2 separate regions of the Homo sapiens genome follow, and region 1 is linked to region 2. The links are chromatin loops, found by intact Hi-C in ENCODE. Cell type or tissue: B cell. All regions are shown on one strand. Links, peaks and the distances in the headings refer to the core of each region. The heading gives the core; the rest is flanking DNA.

Region 1 (9,941 bases), core at 1,942-9,941, 280 kb after region 2:
ACTCTGCCCTACCACTGCAAAGACCTCGGTAGTCCAGGGCAGTTGGGGCCTGACTGAGCCTCTCAGAAGCATCTCCTGCCATCCCACAAGCTCTCTCTCTGCCCTAGACCTGGACAGGCAGGGAAGAGGGTTTCCTGTGGCCACCTCTGGGGCTGCAGCCCCAGCTCCCTTGGCATGTGGCTACAGGAGAACATGACTGTGTTGCTTCCTTTACTGGCTGCTCCCACCCCTCCTCCCAGGGCCCAGCCCTTGGCCTTTTTTGGGATCTAAGAGGAGAAGCAGCAATGACACCCTCAAGCACAAGCTCCCCTCCTCCCCCTCTGGAGGACAGTGCCAAAGCAAGTCCCTCCTACAAAGTCCCCCCTTCTCATTTCCTCACTCAGATATGTTCTTTCCTGCTTTGAGGCTCCCCGTTGGTGTGCACTAGAGAACCTGGGTAAGGACCAACAGATCACCAGGCAGTTCCATCCAGGTGTGTCCCTAAATAGCATGCGTTCATGACGCTGGCTCACTTTATTTTTGGCCCCAGGTCAGGTCTCCCAAAGGGTTTCCCAGCAGTCACTTCAGAGTCTCCTGCAGAGTCACCATCAAGCAGACCTCTTCCTCGGGAGGCCGTGTCGCCACCCCAACCCTTGACTTCTGGTATCACCATCTCCTGTCACCTGGGCTCCAGTCTCTGTCCGATGGCCTCAACAGGACATCAAAGCATAGCTACCAGTTTGAAGGTGCCCTCAGGCTTGGCAGGAACCACGTGGACAAAAGTCTTGTAGAGCACAGCACCCTTGGGCAGCCTGGTGATCAGATCCACAGCCTCCGTGTTTCTGGGATGAGGCACGTAGACCTCCTTAGTGTAGCGGACTATCCCCTCTTCCAGGGCATACAGACATTTATTCTTCCCAACACCCACCTGCAACACACAGACCTGGTCAGCTGGTCAGCTGGTCAGCGAGGTGGTCCGTCCCAGAATTTTGGGACAGACTTCTCACACAGAGCCGGGCCCTGGGGCTGAAAGGGTGATCAGAGAGCTCCATCTCAGGTTCCCTTTCCCACTGGCTAGCACGTCCAAACCTTCTGCTTCTTTATTGACTCATAACAAATGAGGGAAAAGAAAGCTCCAACAGCCAACATGGGCCACTGCTCAGTCCCAGGGACTGTTACCTGGAGCCATGTCTATGCAGCTGGTCAGAAGCCACACTGCACAAATCCCAAAACCCAGGAAGATGCCCTAAATCTTCACTTAGACTTAAACAACACTAGAACTGTCATATTAAAACACTAGTTTGATGTAAATTTTCATTTAGATAGTGATCTATAAAGTTTAGGCTCTATGGAAAATATAAACCAAAGCTATATGGATAATGCATATGCTAATAAAACAATCATACTACTGCATTAGCTAATACCCATGTAAGCCCTTTAATACACATTAAGTCATTTAATTCTCACCTAGTGAAAGAGGTATTATTTCCAACGCCACTTTTCAGATGTGAAATATGAAGCAGAGAGATTAAACTGTGTTGTATATACAGTTTTTAACCATATTTTTTAGCTTTTTCTTTTAGAACTTCAGGCTGGGTGTGTGGCAAATTTTACCCAGGTAGTCCAGCATTATTCTCTGTCTCTCTGATTAAAAGAATGGGCTCTGGAGCCAGGATGCCTGGTTCAAATACCAGCACTGCTACTTACTCCTGTGTGGTCTTAGGCAAGTTACTTCACTGTGCCTCTATTTTTTCGTCTGTCAAATGGGGATAATATTAACTATTTTACAGGGTCATTTTGAGGATTAATGCTCAACAATCATAAAGGGCCTAGAATACTGTCTAGCTCAAAATGTGTTAGCTTTGATTATTATTGTTGACATAGCCACACATCTAATGTCTTAAGTTCTAAAAGGTAAAAAGCTACTACATACATAATCAATTCACATACAAATTAGCATCTTTGAAATAAATACAGGTTACTATCAACCTTTTTGTACCTACTAAAATTATCGAAAAAGGGGTGGGGGAGGGGAAACTGTTTACAAAGGCAACTAATATTTAAAATAATGTGGAGAGTACAGTATCGTTATGTCTCTGTAACAAAGAACTGTCCTACCCTATAAAAATGATGCCAACTTGCTGAAACTGAAATCCCCACCTGGTATGAACCTAACTCCTGGCACACTGAATTCTATTTCATTAAATTCAAGCTATCTTTCAACCATCTGCAAGTAAGTTTATACAAAGGAAGAAGTCTTAGAATAATGAAAAACTAATAAATTGAAATTAGTTTCCCAAGACTAAAATAATATTTTAAATCACCAGGTATCTTGTCCTCCAAGAACTGAGGGTTAGAAAGGAGAACCAAGAATACCAGGCCAATGCAACACCAGGGCAAATCATAGTGATCTGGGAGTTAGGCAGACCTGGTGCAAATCCCAGCAGTCACTTGCTCCTTCCACCCCGTCTAGGTCTCTGGCATTTCACCTTACTTACAGGGATGTGGTAAGGAAGAAATGAGATCGTGTAGGCATGGGAATCAGCACAATGCTTGCCATTTGGTAAGCACTCAATACATGCAACTGTTATTACCATGCTTAGGGGCAAGGAGAGGTCAACCTAGAAAAGGAAAAAGGGGGGCAGCAACGGAGCAACTCACATGGGCACCTGGGTGCCAGCGGAAATGGCGCTGTGTTGCAATGATGTTCCCAGCATGAACATAGTGACCTAGAAGAGAAGTCCACAGTGACTGGGGCAGCATAGCAAACTACCAAGAAAACATGATGGCCCAAATGCTGCACACCAACCTCCAAGCCTGCCCCTGGCCAAAAACAACTCCCAGACAGTCCAACACAAGCAGCGCAGGATCTGCCACCCAGCAGCTCTTGTCTCTAATTGCATGGTTATGGCTCACACCCACCCACTCGATGACCCTTCCTCAGGTCTTATCCGTTCCTTTAAACTGGAGCCAATTATGATGGTAAGGAAGAACAGGGCCAGGCACACGCAGGGTTCTTCTGCTCTCCTAAGGAACATGAGGACAGGGTGCAGCTAGGAAGGGGAAGCCAAGGCACATCCTCACCTTCCATTTTCTTAATGCCTTGGCGTCTGCCTGATGACTTTCCACCGAGGTTTTTGGAGCTACCACCCGACTTCTTGGATGCGTATCTGACAGCAAGAGCTGTAGCCGGAGTGGGGCTTAGCAAGGATGTAACTGCAGAGAAAACAGAAACATTGTTCAGACAGACAGGCTCAAACTATTTCTGCCTCAATGGGCCACATGCTGATACGTGAGAGGCGGTGGGGAGATGAGAAAGCTGTGTCAGGGGAGCAGAAGTGCCACTGAGTGTATTAGTTCTCAGGGAATACCTCTAAGTCCTTGGCTTTCTCCTTTTGGGGGAGGGGGCGGGGGAGCAGTGAAACACAAATGGAAAAAAATAAACATCATGTGTTCTGGGTTCTGACACATTCAGTCTAAATGTGCTGAGGAGAAATGGACACCAGAGAGCTGCCTGCTTCAGAGGCTCACTCACCCTCATGCACCACGGAGGGGCCAGAACAGACTTGGGGAGCCCAGTACATCCAGAAAGGCTTCGGTTTCAGGCTCACCCACGACTTTCTTTCTTTTTTTTTTTTAAAGACGGAGCTTCACTCTTGTTGCCCAAGCTGGAGTGCAATGGCATAGTCCTGGCTCCCTGCAACCTCCGCGTCCCGGATTCAAGCGATTCTCCTGCCTCAGCCTCCCAAGTAGCTGGGATTACAGGTGTACGCCACCACGCCCAGCTAATTTTTCGTATTTTTAGTAGAAACGGGGTTTCACCATGTTAGCCAGGCTGGTCTCGAACTCCTGACCTCAGGTGATCCCAAAGTGTTGGGATTACAGGCCTCACCCATGACTTTCTCAGCTGTCCACTCATCCACTGCTCACCAAATACTAGTAAACCAAAAGGATGGCTGGCCTAAAAGTGGCTCCCACAGGGTCCTGGCCATTTCAGAAGGCTGGGCCCTTTCTTCTCAAAGCACATCAAGCAGAGGTCCAACCATGACCCACACACTGCCCTTGTTAATCTGACCTCTCCATACTCATTCCAAAGTGCTCAATAGCATTCATTTGCAGAAGTAAAATGAACTAAAATTCATACTAAGATGGTAGTCCCTTGCTGTATGACAAGCCTAGGGGTGCAACTCCTTGCCTGCAGGTCTCCAGACACAGCCATGATTTAAGGTCCATGCCAGTGTCTTTAGAGAAGCCTTGTGGGTCTCTGGAGCCTATAAGTTCAGAGTTCCTGAAGCCTGGGTTTCTGACATTTCCATGACACCAGAGACTAGCTGGGGCAAAGGACCAGAGATAAGGACTCAGAAAGACAACATGTTAAAACATGCCCGGCGCCAGGATCTACCTACCTTTAAACATCTATTCATTCATTTACATACTTACTAAGCTCAGGAGCTGGGCTTTTACTTTACTTACATTATCTCACTCACAAATCTTTGCTCTTCACCCTACTCCCCATCCTCCTCCTCAAAGTAAATGGTACCACCATTCATCCAGTTGCTTAGGCAGAAACCAGAGTCATTGCAGATTCCTTCTCTTTGCTGTCCTCACATATTGTTCACCAGCAAGCTCTGTGGATGCTAACTCCAAAACAGATCTCAAATTCATCCGTTTTCCTCCAAGTTCACTGCCACCACAAACATCTTGGCTAAATCATCTCTCCTCAGGGCTATTACGACTTTCCATTTGATTTCCTCATTTCCACTCCTATCCCCTTTAAATTTACATAAGAGCAATAGTTTGCTTCTCAAAATGTAAAACTGGCTCAAGTCACTCTCCTGTCCCTCACTCTACACAGGTCTAGGTCTCCTGTCATTCTTTTTTTTTTGGGGGGGGGGGATAGGGCCCCATTCTGTCACCCAGGCTGGAGTGCAGTGGTATGAACATAGCTCACTGCAACCTCGACCTCCCGAGCTCAGGTGATCCTCCCACCTCAGCCTCCTGAGTATCTGAGACCACAGGCAAGCGCCACTACACCCAGCTAATTTTTGTATTTTTTGTAGAGATGGGGTTTTGCCATGTTGCCCAGTCGGTCTTGAACTCCTGGGCTCAAGCGATCCGCCCACCTAGGCCTCCCAAAGTGTTGGGACTACAGGCGTGAGCCATCACGCCCCGCCTGTCATTCTTTAGGTTTTAAATGTTATCTCCTCAGAAGCCTTCCTTCACCGTCCAATCTAAAAAAAGACACACACACAGACACACATTATCCTTCTTCACAGCACTTGCCAGTCTACATCTACTTTATATGTTCATTTATTGCCTTATGCACCAGAGAGAACCGTTCGGGGGCTAGAAGCCAAGTCTTCACGTTTTCTGCTGATTTTCCGAACACCTACCGCCGTGTCTAGCACAAAGTAAGACCTCAATCTGCTGAATCAATAGATTAATTTTTTCAACCCCAATATGCCAATGTTACTAATACTTCTACAGAGAAAGGACCCACCCAAATCCCCAACCGCCAAGGAACCCGTCCGTGCTGCTGAGGCAGGAGAAAGACAAGTGCTCTTCAAACGCCCTCACTCACGGCTCCACCCAGGATGTGTCACGTGACCAGCGACACCGTCCCTCAAACCTGGAGTACCCCACACACTTCCCCTCGCATCCAAGGTCCTCCGCGGGGATCAGTGTCACCTCCTTCCCTCCCTGCTGGAGCTCCACTCTGCCTCCCCGCCTCACCCCGCTCTGACTACTGCGTCCCATTACCGGCTGTCCGGGTCCTCAGCGCCAACACCACCGACGCCATGCTTTCGATCACTCACTTCCGGTCTCGAAAAGTTTCTACTTCCGCTATCAGGAGATCTACTTCCGGGCCCTGCGTGGCAGTTGAAAGAGTGGCGGGAGAAGTTGCAGGTGAGCGTCCCCGGTCGCAGGCCTGCGGATTGGGCAGGGCTTCCCTCCTGAACACCGCTCTGCAGAATCTTGGTGGCTAAGGTGTCCAGGAGCCTCTGCAGCGGACCGCCAGCCTGAGAGGCGCAGAGCTTGTCGGGCAGGGGCCCGCTTGTCCCACTCCCCTGATTTGCAGATGTCAACGGAGGCCCAGCGAAGGGTCAGAGATGAGGCCCCCTCCCTAGTCATTCAACTTACTCTACTTAGCCAGCTGTGTGCCAGATGCTGTACTAAGCGCGGTGGATGCATTATTTTATTTAATTCTCACTACCTTATAAAATGGGTGCTGTTACCATCCCTGTTTTACTAAGGAAGAAACTGAGGCCTAGGCAGGTTACATGTCTCCTTCTGGGTCATACCTACAGTGTTAGTAAATGTTCAAGAAATGATTAGCTTTGCATATGACCCAGCAATTCTACTCCTAGGTATATACACGAAAGGGATTTGAAAACATACCCCCACAAAAACTTGTATGTCAGTGTTCATAGCAGCATTATTCATAACAGGCAAAAAAAGGAAACAAATTAAATGTCCAAGTGATGAATGGATAAACAAAATGTAGCATATCCATACAGTGGAATATTATTCAGTCATGAAAAGCAATTAACTACTGATACAGGCTACATCATAGATAAACCTTGAAAACAAGCTGAGTGAAAAAAGTCAATCACAAAAGGCCACATAGTGTATGATTCTATTTATATGAAATATCCAGAATAGGCAAATGCATAGAGACAGATTTATGGTTGCCAGGAGCTGGGGAGGGAGGGAAAGGACAGTGACGGCTTAATGGCTGCAGGAATTCTTTTTGAGGTGATAAAATAGTGATGATGGTTGCACAACATTGTGAATATACTAAAATCTACTGAATGTACACTTTTAAAAGGATATTATGCTGTGCAAATTATATCTCTATTTTTATTTTTATTTTATTTTTCTTTTGAAGCAGGGTCTCACTCTGTCACCCGGGCTGGAGTGCAGTCGTACAATCACAGCTCACTGCAGCCTTGACCTCCCAGGCTCAAGCAATCCTCCCACCTCAGCCTCCTGAGTATCTGGGACTACAGGTGTGAGCCACCATACCCAGCTAATTTTTGTATTTTTTTGTAGAGACGAGTTCTCACTATGTTGCCCAGGCTGTTCTCGAACTCCTGGGCTCAAGTGATCCTTCTGCTTTGGCCTCCCAAAGTGCTGGGATTATACGCATGAGCTACCATGCCCAGCCTATATCTCAATTTTTAAAAAGAACAGTTTTTGGCCAGGTGCAGTGGTTCACACCTGTAATCTCAGCACTTTGGGAGGCCAAGGCGGGCGGATCACTTGAGGTCAGGAGTTCAAGACTAGCCTGGCGAACATGATGAAAACGCATCTCTACTAAAAATACAAAAATTAGCCAGGTGTGGTGGTGGGGCGCCTGTAATCCCAGCTAGGCTGAGGCAGGAGAATCACTTGAACCTGGGAGTGAGGTTGCAGTGAGCCAAGATTGTGCCACTGCACTCCAACGTGGGTGCCAGAGTGAGACTCCATCTCAAAAAAAAAAAAGAAGAACTTTTGACATCTCCATTTCAAACGTGAAGATAAACAAGGGGTTGGAGGTGTTAAATCTTGTTACCACCTCCCCCCATTAAAATTTTGTAATGGTAACTCTACTTTGTTTATACTTCAGCTTGACCTGGAAAGAATTTGAGGAGGATTCCTGTTAGATTACCAGGAGTTAGAGTTCCAGATTGAATGTGTTGGGGCCATGTCATATTTCTCTGTTTCTGTATTCTCTATATCTTATATTTATGTCATAAAGCCTGGCTATGGAACACAGCTAGTGGACTGAATTGAATGCTCCAGTCTGTGTCATATGTCTCTTTTCCTTTTAGGGAATTATTTGATAGCACATACTGATGGCTCTAAAGAAGTCATCACCCTCACTGGATTCTGGTGATAGTGACTCTGAGGAGTTGCCAACATTTGCCTTTCTGAAGAAGGAACCATCTTCAACAAAGAGGAGACAGCCTGAAAGGGAAGAGAAGATTGTAGTGGTTGACATCTCAGATTGTGAAGCCTCCTGTCCTCCAGCACCAGAGTTATTTTCACCACCTGTCCCAGAAATAGCTGAAACTGTCACACAAACACAGCCAGTCAGGTTGCTAAGCAGTGAAAGTGAAGATGAAGAAGAATTTATTCCTCTGGCTCAAAGGCTTACATGTAAGTTTCTGACCCACAAGCAACTGAGCCCTGAGGACTCTAGCTCCCCAGTTAAAAGTGTTTTGGATCATCAAAATAATGAAGGTGCATCATGTGACTGGAAAAAGCCCTTTCCAAAGATCCCTGAAGTTCCCCTCCATGATACCCCAGAGAGGAGTGCAGCAGATAACAAGGACCTGATCTTAGATCCATGCTGTCAGCTTCCAGCCTACCTGTCTACCTGCCCTGGCCAGAGCAGCAGCTTGGCAGTAACCAAAACAAATTCTGACATCCTTCCACCCCAGAAGAAAACCAAGCCGAGTCAGAAGGTCCAGGGAAGAGGCTCACACGGATGCCGGCAGCAGAGACAAGCAAGGCAGAAGGAAAGCACCCTGAGAAGACAGGAAAGAAAGAATGCAGCACTGGTTACCAGGATGAAAGCCCAGAGGCCAGAGGAATGCTTAAAACACATCATTGTAGTGCTGGATCCAGGTCCTCACATGTGTCTTTGTCCTGTGCTGAGTTATCTGCGTTCTGGACCCCCCACTGACAGTCCCTTTTCCATCTGTTGCAGTGCTCTTACAGATGGAAGGTGGGGGCCAGCTCCTAGGAGCACTGCAGACCATGGAGTGCCGCTGTGTGATTGAGGCGCAGGCTGTGCCTTGCAGTGTCACTTGGAGGAGAAGGGCTGGGCCGTCTGAGGTAGGAGTTTTCTGGCTGACATTTCCTCCCTCTCCTCCCCTTACAATTACAGGATAAATATGCTTTTATTTTAAAGGATACTTATCAGGGCCCCAGCAGGAAGACAGATGGCACATTCAACTCAGGGTAATTAAAAGAAGATTGAATAAAGGGACTGTTTGCCAAGGCATGGGCAGGGTATGAGGAAACTACCAGTGACAGCATGGTACCTCACAGTAATAACAGCACAACTTAGGTTTTTCGACCTCAGTATTGTTGACATTTTAGATTGGAGAATTCTTTGTTTTGGGTGCTGTCCTATGATGTGCACAATGTTTAGCAGCATTCCTGGCCACTATCTACTAATGTACCCCTCTCAGTCATGACAATAAAAAATGTCTGCAGACACTGCCAGATGTCATTTGTGGGGAAAAATCACCCCCGGTTGAGAACCATTGGCATAGCTGTTACCATCCCTATGCCTGAAGGGATGAGGGGAAGGAGTGGTTAACAGAATTCAGGAGAGAGAAATGGAGAGAGGACCACCTTGAGCGAAGCTATGAGCTGCCACAGAGGGGGACAGCAAACCCTAGGTGACCCCACTGGGAGGGAGCCAGGGGAAAAATACCCTGACTTCACTTTTCTCCTTCCCACTAGTCCTCTCCTCGGGTCCCTGCTGGTGACACCCAGCTGGGAGCCAGAAGACATGTGGGCCCTGTGTTTTTTGTAGAGATTGCAGAGTGTAGCTTGTATTTTTGGTAGAGACGGGGTTTTGCCATGTTGCCCAGGCTGGTCTTCAACTCCTGAGCTCAAGCAATCCACCTGCCTCAGCCTCTCAAAATGCTGCGATTACAGGTGTGAGGCACCTTGCCTAGCACTAAGATTCTTTTTTATCTCACCAGAAGCATCTTGTATAAAATAAGAAAAAAGATTTTTTTTTCCTCTCTTTGATTTCTTTTTTGGATCTGATAACTTTCTCAGTAACACAGGACAGTTCCCCACACTTTTTACTCTGGGGGTATTAGCAAGCCTTTATATTCATAGAGCAGCTTACCCTCTCAAGGCACTCCCACATTCTCTCTTGTGTTTCCATCAGTCATCCTATGGGGTAGGACTTCTCCCCACATCACAGGTGGGGAAACTGGGGCTCAGAAAAGTTA
Region 2 (8,000 bases), core at 1-8,000:
GGCTGTGTCCTAAGGCCCATTTGAGAAGCTGAGGCTAGTTCCAGAAAACCTCTCCTGACCCCTGCCTGTTGGCAGGCCCACTCCCCAGCCCCAGCCCCTTCCATGGTACTGTAGCAGGGGAATTCCCTCCCCCTCCTTGTGCCTTCTTTGTATATAGGCTTCTCACGGCGACCAATAAACAGCTCCCAGTTTGTATGCAGCTGCATCTGCTTCCACCCACTCCCCAGCCTTTACCAACCCCAGGTCAATGGATGATGATATCATCCAGCCAACACCTAGGTAGGATGAAGCCAGGTCTGGGGACTTGCGGGTTTGAGGGTAAAGATTGATGGAGGTGGCCAGGTGCAGTGGCTCACACCTGTAATCCCAGCACTTTGGGAGGCCAAGGCATGCAGATCACCTGAGGTCAGGAGTTCAAGACCAGCCTGGCCAACATGGTGAAACCCTGTGTCTACTAAAAATACAAAAGTTAGCTGGGCGCAGTGGCGCATGCCTATAATCCCAGCTACTTGGGAGGCTGAAGTAGGAGAATCACTTGAACCCAGGAGGCAGAGGTTGCAGTGAGCCGAGATCGTGCCATTGCACTCCAGCCTGAACGACAGAGCAAGACTCTGTCTCAAAGAAAAATAAAAAGATTGATGGAGGTGACACTGGCCCCTGCTCTCAGGAATCCTCTCATCTAAGGGTCAGTCATAGAGATCCAGAACAGAAGATGAGGGGTAAGCCTTGGGAGACCTGGATGAAACCCAGAACGCCTTCTTGGAGGACAGCGTGCTGACCCTGGGGAGGGACGAGCAGGCAGAGGTGGCAGTGTGCAGGGTCGGGAAGAGGTAAAAGCTACTCAGCTGTAGGAACAGGCAGTCCTGGCAGGCTGTGGAGGGAGGCTGGGTGCAAGGGTGGAGAGAGGAGAGCCCTTAGTCGGGCTGAATTCAGGTAAGAGCCTGCTTTCCTGCCTTGGTTTCCCCACAACCACCACCAGACGCCAATAAGAGATCAGAAGGTAAACCACTGATCCAAGGCTGCAGAGACTGAACTGTCACAAGGTCCAGCCTCCAGGAGCTGAGAGCTCTGGTCTTTCAGAAGCTCCTTGGGAGTGTTTGAGCGCCTGGCTTACATGGCAACAGCACGTGGATCAAGCCTTCGCTTTGCTTCCTGCCATGTCCTGGGTTCCCAAAGCAGCTTCCTCCTTTGCCCTCGGTTTGTCCCCTCCACACAGGCCTGGGGAATGGAGTAAGGCTGTTCCCCCTGTGACCTGGAATGTGGCCTAGGTCCTTCTGTTAATTTTCCTTAAGGCTGTGAACTTTGGCAAGACTTCACTGGAGGCTGGAAATTGCTACCCAGAGAAGCGCAGAGGTAGAAGCCAGGTCAGATATGCTCAGAGCTCACAGACCCAGGCTGTTCTGGGAGACCCACCTGATGCCTGGGTGCCTCCCAGCCTCCTTGTGGTGGCAGCTGCCTGCCCCACCTCCCTCCACCAGCGCTCAGCTCACAACAGGGTTCTGGGCCCAATGTCCGCCCCTTTCCCTCTCCTCACTTTCTGTGCCGGGATTTGCCCCTTCCCAGGGTGACTGACAATGGAATGTCCACTTTCCCAAGGAAAACCCTAGCCCCTACCCGGAGCTGCCAAGCTCTCAGAACCCAGTGAATGGAGACCACACTTTATTTTCTAGAATCTGGGATCCAGTTCTTTGGGCATAACATGTGTGGGTTGTCAAAGCTCGGCCCAGTCTTGTCCTTACAGCCACTTCCTGCTTAAGACAGGGGTGTTGACACATCCCTCTGGCCAGTTTCACAGACCCCCTAGTCTCCTGTGAGCCACTGCTTGAGGAAGACCCCCCCCACACACACACACACTCTTGAGGATAGGTCATTTTCAGAACTAGCGTGAGCTACATATTATGAAAGAAACATAACTGGCAGAGATATAGCAATGCCCACTGTAAAAGAACCCTCTGCAATGCCAAGTTTCTTGAGCTCCTTGGAGAGTCCCCCCCCACCAACCCACACTGTACATATAGTGGGAGATTTGGGAATCGGTGGGGGTGCAGTTTACCTCGGCATCACCTAACCAAACTTGACTATGATGTACCACATCACACCACTGCTGTTAGCACCCTGCAGCAGGCTCTGCAGAAAGAGTTCTTATCCAAGCACAGAGCCCACATTATGGAAGTCCAGCCTAAGGTGAGGGTCATGGGAAATCTCTTTCCCTCTCCTACACCTAGCCTTAGAGGCCACGGCCTTTTCCTTGTTACTTTAATTTTGACAATAACAGCAATAGCTACCATTTATTGCTAGGCACAGAAATAAGCCTTTTTTTTTTTTTTTTTTTTTTTTTTTGAGACCGGGTCTCAGTCAGTTACCCAGATTGGAGTGCCGTGGCACAATCATGGCTCTGGCTCACTGCAGCCTTGACCTCTGGGGCTCAAGGAATCTTCCTACTTCAGCCTCCCAAGTAGCTGGGACTATAGGTACATGCCACCACACTCAGCTAATTTTATATTTTTTGTAGGGACAAGATCTTGCTATGCTGCCCAGGCTGGTCTCGAACTCCTGGGCTCAAGCAATCCTCCTACCTCAGCCTCCCAAAGTGAGGGCCAGGTTTTTTTGTACATAATATTCTATATATTATTCTGTGCACTTGAAAACTGCACTCACCAGCATCATCAATCACGTCCTAATTGCTAGCCCAGTGGATGTTTGGTGGTTCTCTGGAATATCTCTGTGGTGTGCTCCTCTGCTTGCCCTGTCTTCTTTTTCACCCTGTCCTCCCTACTAGGTGCTGAGTACTGCCTGATGCTAGAGATAGGGCAGTGAATAAGACAGATACAACCCCTGCCCTGCCCTCACGGAGCTTAAAGTCTAGCGGGAAAACAGATCAGTTGGCAAACAATTTTCACTCAATTGATAAGAGCTACCATCAGCTCCTTTTAACCCCTCCTTCCTGGATTTGTCCAGGTAGCTTTCAGCCAATCCCTTTCCTCGACGAGGTACCTGTTTCACATGTCCTGATCTTTCCTTGTCCTCTCTTAAGGGGTCTTGTGGATTCCCAGTCTGGATGACAGTGACCCAGACTGCGAATATTTGCTAAGACCAGGAGATCTAAGGAGCCCTTGAAGGGAGCCTATAACCCAGCTTGGCAGGATCAAGGAAGGCTTCCAGGAGGAAGGGATGACTAAGCAGCTGAGACCTGAAGAATGGGCAGGTGAAGGTGGGAAGAAAGAATGATCCAGACAGAAGAGATGCATTTGCAGTGGCTTAGAGATTAGAGGCTGGTTCAAGGCAGCAGACAGGTATGGCTGGGAGCTGCATGGGGGAATGTAGAGAGAGGAGTCTGGAGAATTAAGCAAAAGTCAATCGACTTGTGACAACTGGAAAGGCTCCAGTAAGAAGAAGAGAGCCATTGATGGCCTAGCACAGTGCCTCATACCTGTAATCCCTGCACTTTGGGAGGTTGAGGCGGGCAGATCACTTGAGGTCAGGAATTCAAGACCAGCCTGGCCAACATGGTGAAACCCTGTCTCTACTAAAATTACAAAAATTAGCCAGGCATGGTAGTACATGCCTGTTATCCCAGCTACTTGGAAAGCTGAGACAGGAGAATCGCTTGAACCTGGGAGGAGAAGTTTGCAGTGAGCCAAGGTTGTGCCACTGCACTCCAGCTTGGACGACAGAGGGAGACTCAATCTCAAAAAAAAAAAAAAAAAAAAAAAAAATAGCCCATTGAAAGGCTGTGAGCAAGGAAGTAATAAGGTCAGATTTGCAGTTGAGAATGATCCCTGAGTCTCGGTTTTCTTATCTATGAAATGAGGCTAAGAATAATAAAATAGAGAATTAAATGAGATAATGCCTGTAAACAGTGCCTGGCATATAGCTTATTATTCATCCAGCTAAGAGGCCCTTCCATATGTGAAGCTTTGCTCTGTGAGGTCTGTATTACAATCACATTCAGTTATAGCTAATTATTTACTTATGTAGCTATCTCTGAAACTTAGAAATGAAATCATCGAGGAAAAAGGCCATTTCTTGATCCTGTCTGTGTTCCCTGTTCCCAGCATAAAGCCTAACACGTATTAGGCTAATGTCACCGAGCAAAGAAAGCATCAAAGTGGCGGGTCGGGCCCTAAACCCACGATGGGAGATACCACATTCGGCCACAAGAGGGCGCGTCACATTTTCTCCAAGAGAAGCTGGGCCGCTGATGAAGGACGGGCTCCGGGCCTCCCAGAGACACTTCACCTCCTGGGATCTTGCTCTAAGGAAGCCCGGTGCGAAGGAGGTGGCTTTCTCAGGTGGTCGCGCTAGATGTCCAAGGCTTTATGTTCGGTCAGATGAGCTGTATAATAAAATGAAAGTGTTAACTGGCATGGACGATAGCTGCTGCCTCCACCGCCACTAGTAGTGATGGTTTTTACTCTGGATGTTTTTCAGTTGGAAAAGCAAACTCCGCCTTTTCCTGAGCCGCTTGGATCTTTGTGGAAGCGGGTGGGCTGCATATATACAGGACGGATTCGTATAGGCTTGCACCCTGGTTCCGAATTTTGCAAATATTCGCAGTCTGGGTCACTGTCATCCGGACTGGGAATCCCCAAGACCCGTTAAGGGAGGATAGGTAACGATCATGACAGGTGAAACAGGTACCTTTGAGTTGGAGAAAAGGGATTGGTTGAAAGCTACCTAGACAACTCTGGAAAGGAAGGGTTAAAAGGAGCCTGCAGGTGAAGGAGATGCGAGGGGGTAGCAAGGGAAAGGCAGGCGTGGAAGAGGAAGCGAAAGGGCTGGCGGGGCTCTGGGAAGGAAGGGGTTAACCCGGGCTTCGCCCCGCGGAGGAAAGGGAGGAGTGAACACAGGGGAGGTGGGAACTCGGCGCGGCCTCCCCAAAACAACAGGCCGCCCCGGCAAAGCGTGGGTTAAGGGGGCGGGCCCGGGGGAAGCCACGTGCCGGGGCGGAAGGCTATTGGTTCGCCCGGAGTTGTTTGTGAGTGGCCATTGGCGACGTCGAGGCGCCATGACGAGCCGATTGGCTGGGCGTTGGAATGCCCGCCAGGGCAAGGGTAGGGAGGAGGCGGCCGAACCGCGTCGCTGGGCCGAAAGGTGCGCGAGCGCTGCCCGCGCGGGGACCACAACCAAAGTCGCGGCCGCCGCAGCCATGCGCTGGGTGTGGGCGCTGCTGAAGAATGCGTCCCTGGCAGGGGCGCCCAAGTACATAGAGCACTTCAGCAAGTTCTCCCCGTCCCCGCTGTCCATGAAGCAGTTTCTGGACTTCGGTACGGAGTGGGCGGGAGGCGGCTGGCAGCGGAGGCCGGCGGGGCGCTGGGAGGGGCAGCCGGGGGCTAGGGGGACGGAGGAGAAGAAAGGCCCCGAGTGACAGAGAAGGGTTGTTTGGAAAGGTACAGGCAGGAAAGAGTTAATGGGGAAGCAGGAACCGGCCGGGGCCTCTCGACGGGGCTGCTGATGGGAATGGGGGGCATTTACAAGGACGGTCCCGAGGTTTCTTCGTGGGCCTCATGAAGGGTCTTGAAGAGTAAGGGGCAGTGAAGCTGTGATGTTACTGCAGGAAGGGAGTAGGGTGGTATCCAGACGCGAAAGGGTTAATGGGAGTTGTCCTCATGACTGGAGGAGTAGGGGCCCCTCCTCCCACCAGAGGAAACCGGGGGTCTGCTGGTGGGAGTGAGGAGGCAGGGTTTAGAGGTGCAGCCATCTGTAGAGAGACCTGGACTGGGCATGAAGGGTCAGACACCCCTGGGCAGAGGGTGAGATTAAGCCAGGGGCAGTTGGGGAAGGGGGCTCTTTCAGAAGATGCCATTGGGAGACAGTGCCCTGACTGGTAGACATCCACCCACAGAAGGAGCTGGACCCTAGCTGCCCCAGTGGGCAAGGACACTTGAAGATCAAATCTGTTCCGGCCTGGCAGCCTCTCCCCAGCTGGGCAGGGGCCCCAGGCACCGTGATGTGGAGTCAAGCCGCCTATACCTCCCTTGGCTGCCCCAGGGCTGCTAGGTCAGGATCGCCCACTACCAGCAACCTGGGGGTGGCCCTGGGGCAGGAGGGAGGCTGTGCCAACGTGGCAGCTGAAATGGGCATTGTGTGGGCCCTGTCTGTCTATGTGGTATTTCCATGGTGCCAGCTGGGGACTGGGGGTGGGGGGCAGTCTCTCAAGAGTTGAGTTGATAGTGCCTAGCTTGGGTTGCAGCTGCGTCAATGATGGGACGGGAACAGAGAGGTGGCAGCCGAGACATAAGGCACCTGTTCCTCAGGACTTGTCTGCCTGCACCCCTGCCCTGCCTGAGTCTTGAGCCTCCCCCATGTAGGAAAGCCTCCTGGGCCCACCCCTAGCCCCCAGCAGCTGTCCCCACAAACTGCACCCTAATTACAGAAACATCACAGCTGTGAGGGGCTCACAGTAGAGTTTGGTCAACTTGTAGTACTATGGGGGAAACTGAGACCTTCAAAAGGATGATGGCATGGCCTGGGTGACAGAGTTGGAAGCAGAGCCTGATGGACTGGAACCCAGGGCCCCTGACCCTGGGCCAAGGCCATATTCGGTCCCCCACCCTTTCCATCTTGACACCAGACAAGGACCGAGGCATTTGGACTCCTGTTCTCAGGCCCGTTTGCCCCATGGATGGGCATTAAGACACAGCAGCCCCACATGGGCATTCAGGCCAGGCTGGGTGAGGTGGGCTGGCCAGAGACAACACTGGGAGCCTGCAGTGGTGGTCTAGCCATAGCCCCCCTCAGCCAGAGCCCAGTCCTAGGTAGGGATGGGTTTCCCAGGCTCCTTTGTCCCCTGGAATCAGCCCCTCAAAGTGAGTGTGCTGGGAGGGAAGGAAAGAGAAGTGAGGTGACTGAGGCCAGAGGCAGCTCCAAATGGGCCCAGGAGTGGCCCTGTCCACTGTGGTTAAAGGCAAGCAGGGTTCAGCTGGGGATGAGGAGAGGATGACACCTCCTGAAGTGTTAGGCATGGGGTGTAGGTGTTTGAGCCCTGCAGGGGATGGGGAGCCTTGCTGTGTGCCCCGGGCAGGTCACTTGCTCTCTGAGCCCCCTGTTAATGAAGGGTTTAGCTGACCTGGCCGAGACATCCTTTGGCTTTCATAGTCTGTGGCTCTGTGGCTCACCCCTCTTTCTCCTGCCAGGATCCAGCAATGCCTGTGAGAAAACCTCCTTCACCTTCCTCAGGCAGGAGCTGCCTGTGCGCCTGGCCAACATCATGAAAGAGATCAACCTGCTTCCCGACCGAGTGCTGAGCACACCCTCCGTGCAGCTGGTGCAGAGCTGGTGAGACCCCTGGCTCAGTCCCTGCACCTCCCACTCCATCGCCAGTGTCCCTGGGCTCAGGGATGGCATCTCCAAGCTTTTAGCAGCTTTGAGGGTGGGGTGGGGACAGACAGGAGACACCAAAGCCCCAAGCGCTTGGAGTTGCCTAGGGTCACGTGGGAATCTGAGGCCAGAGCAGGACTGAGGTCAAGCTCCTAGTCTCTGTGTCTAGCCCTCTTCTTACCACCCACCTTTCTCTGGAAACACAGGATCCACCTAGGAAAGCATGGTTTTCACAGCCAAAACCCCAATTCAGGCTGATGTCAGCATTAGCCAGCAGCCCAGACCTGGAACTCCAGTAACTGTTAGGCAGTATTTATTTGGGGGTAACTTTTTGGGAAGCAGAAACAAGAAGTAAGTTTTCAAATACATTATATAACCCAAGCTGCAAGACAGACTGTTTTGGATGTTGGAAAATACTCAGATACACACAAGGATGGCACAGTACCTTCCCGAAGAGCTTTGGAGGGGCAAAGACCAAACGTTTATTGCGCACTGCAGCAGGAACAGAGGGAAAGGCTCAGCAGAGTTCACTCAAGAACTCAAGTTAAGTAACTGGATGAAATTAGCCAAAGGCCAGTCACGTGAAGAATAAACAAGGGTGTCCCTTGTCACTGGGCATGTAAATAGCTAATCCTCATTGACTTTGGTGGCACCCTTGCAGAAATCTTGGGCTGGTTCTT

The links. Hi-C counts contacts between places; a loop is a spot of excess contacts. Peaks named below come from ENCODE experiments on the same cell type or tissue, not always from the same donor. Only the 100,000 strongest peaks of a DNase experiment are listed, where the experiment ranks them.
Region 1: a loop joins it to region 2, with 4 times the contacts of the local background. A loop is called at or near these places in 3 of 110 quality-filtered maps.

Annotation. Positions count from the first base shown.
Region 1 is chr17:50,367,392-50,377,332 of GRCh38, forward strand. MRPL27 (mitochondrial ribosomal protein L27) reads right to left here and starts at 5,793. Exons shown (of 4, transcript NM_016504.3): 1 at 5,740-5,793; 2 at 3,064-3,195; 3 at 2,641-2,708; 4 at 476-907. The coding sequence starts at 5,779. The coding sequence ends at 701. It overlaps EME1 (essential meiotic structure-specific endonuclease 1), which reads left to right and starts at 5,838. Exons shown (of 9, transcript NM_152463.4): 1 at 5,838-5,886; 2 at 7,794-8,592; 3 at 8,675-8,802. The coding sequence starts at 7,818. RefSeq lists a silencer at 3,382-3,543 and enhancers at 5,327-5,796, 5,937-6,156. In B cell, for the core only: no CTCF peak of the experiment used is centred there; a DNase peak (open chromatin) is centred at 5,690; H3K4me3 peaks cover 1,668 bases; H3K27ac peaks cover 960 bases.
Region 2 is chr17:50,090,287-50,098,286 of GRCh38, forward strand. ITGA3 (integrin subunit alpha 3) reads left to right here. Exons shown (of 26, transcript NM_002204.4): 26 at 1-195. It overlaps PDK2 (pyruvate dehydrogenase kinase 2), which reads left to right and starts at 5,065. Exons shown (of 11, transcript NM_002611.5): 1 at 5,065-5,267; 2 at 7,137-7,278. The coding sequence starts at 5,150. It overlaps PDK2-AS1 (PDK2 antisense RNA 1), which reads right to left. Exons shown (of 2, transcript XR_007065842.1): 2 at 7,612-8,000. It overlaps LOC124904024 (a long non-coding RNA gene), which reads left to right and starts at 2,576. Exons shown (of 2, transcript XR_007065837.1): 1 at 2,576-3,293; 2 at 4,056-4,367. RefSeq lists enhancers at 4,224-4,433, 5,465-5,980, 5,981-6,496 and a silencer at 4,814-4,933. In B cell, for the core only: CTCF peaks have their summits at 4,164 (motif pointing right) and 4,363; DNase peaks (open chromatin) are centred at 4,165, 4,885, 5,795, 5,995 and 1 weaker place; H3K4me3 peaks cover 2,015 bases; H3K27ac peaks cover 1,332 bases; H3K27me3 peaks cover 336 bases.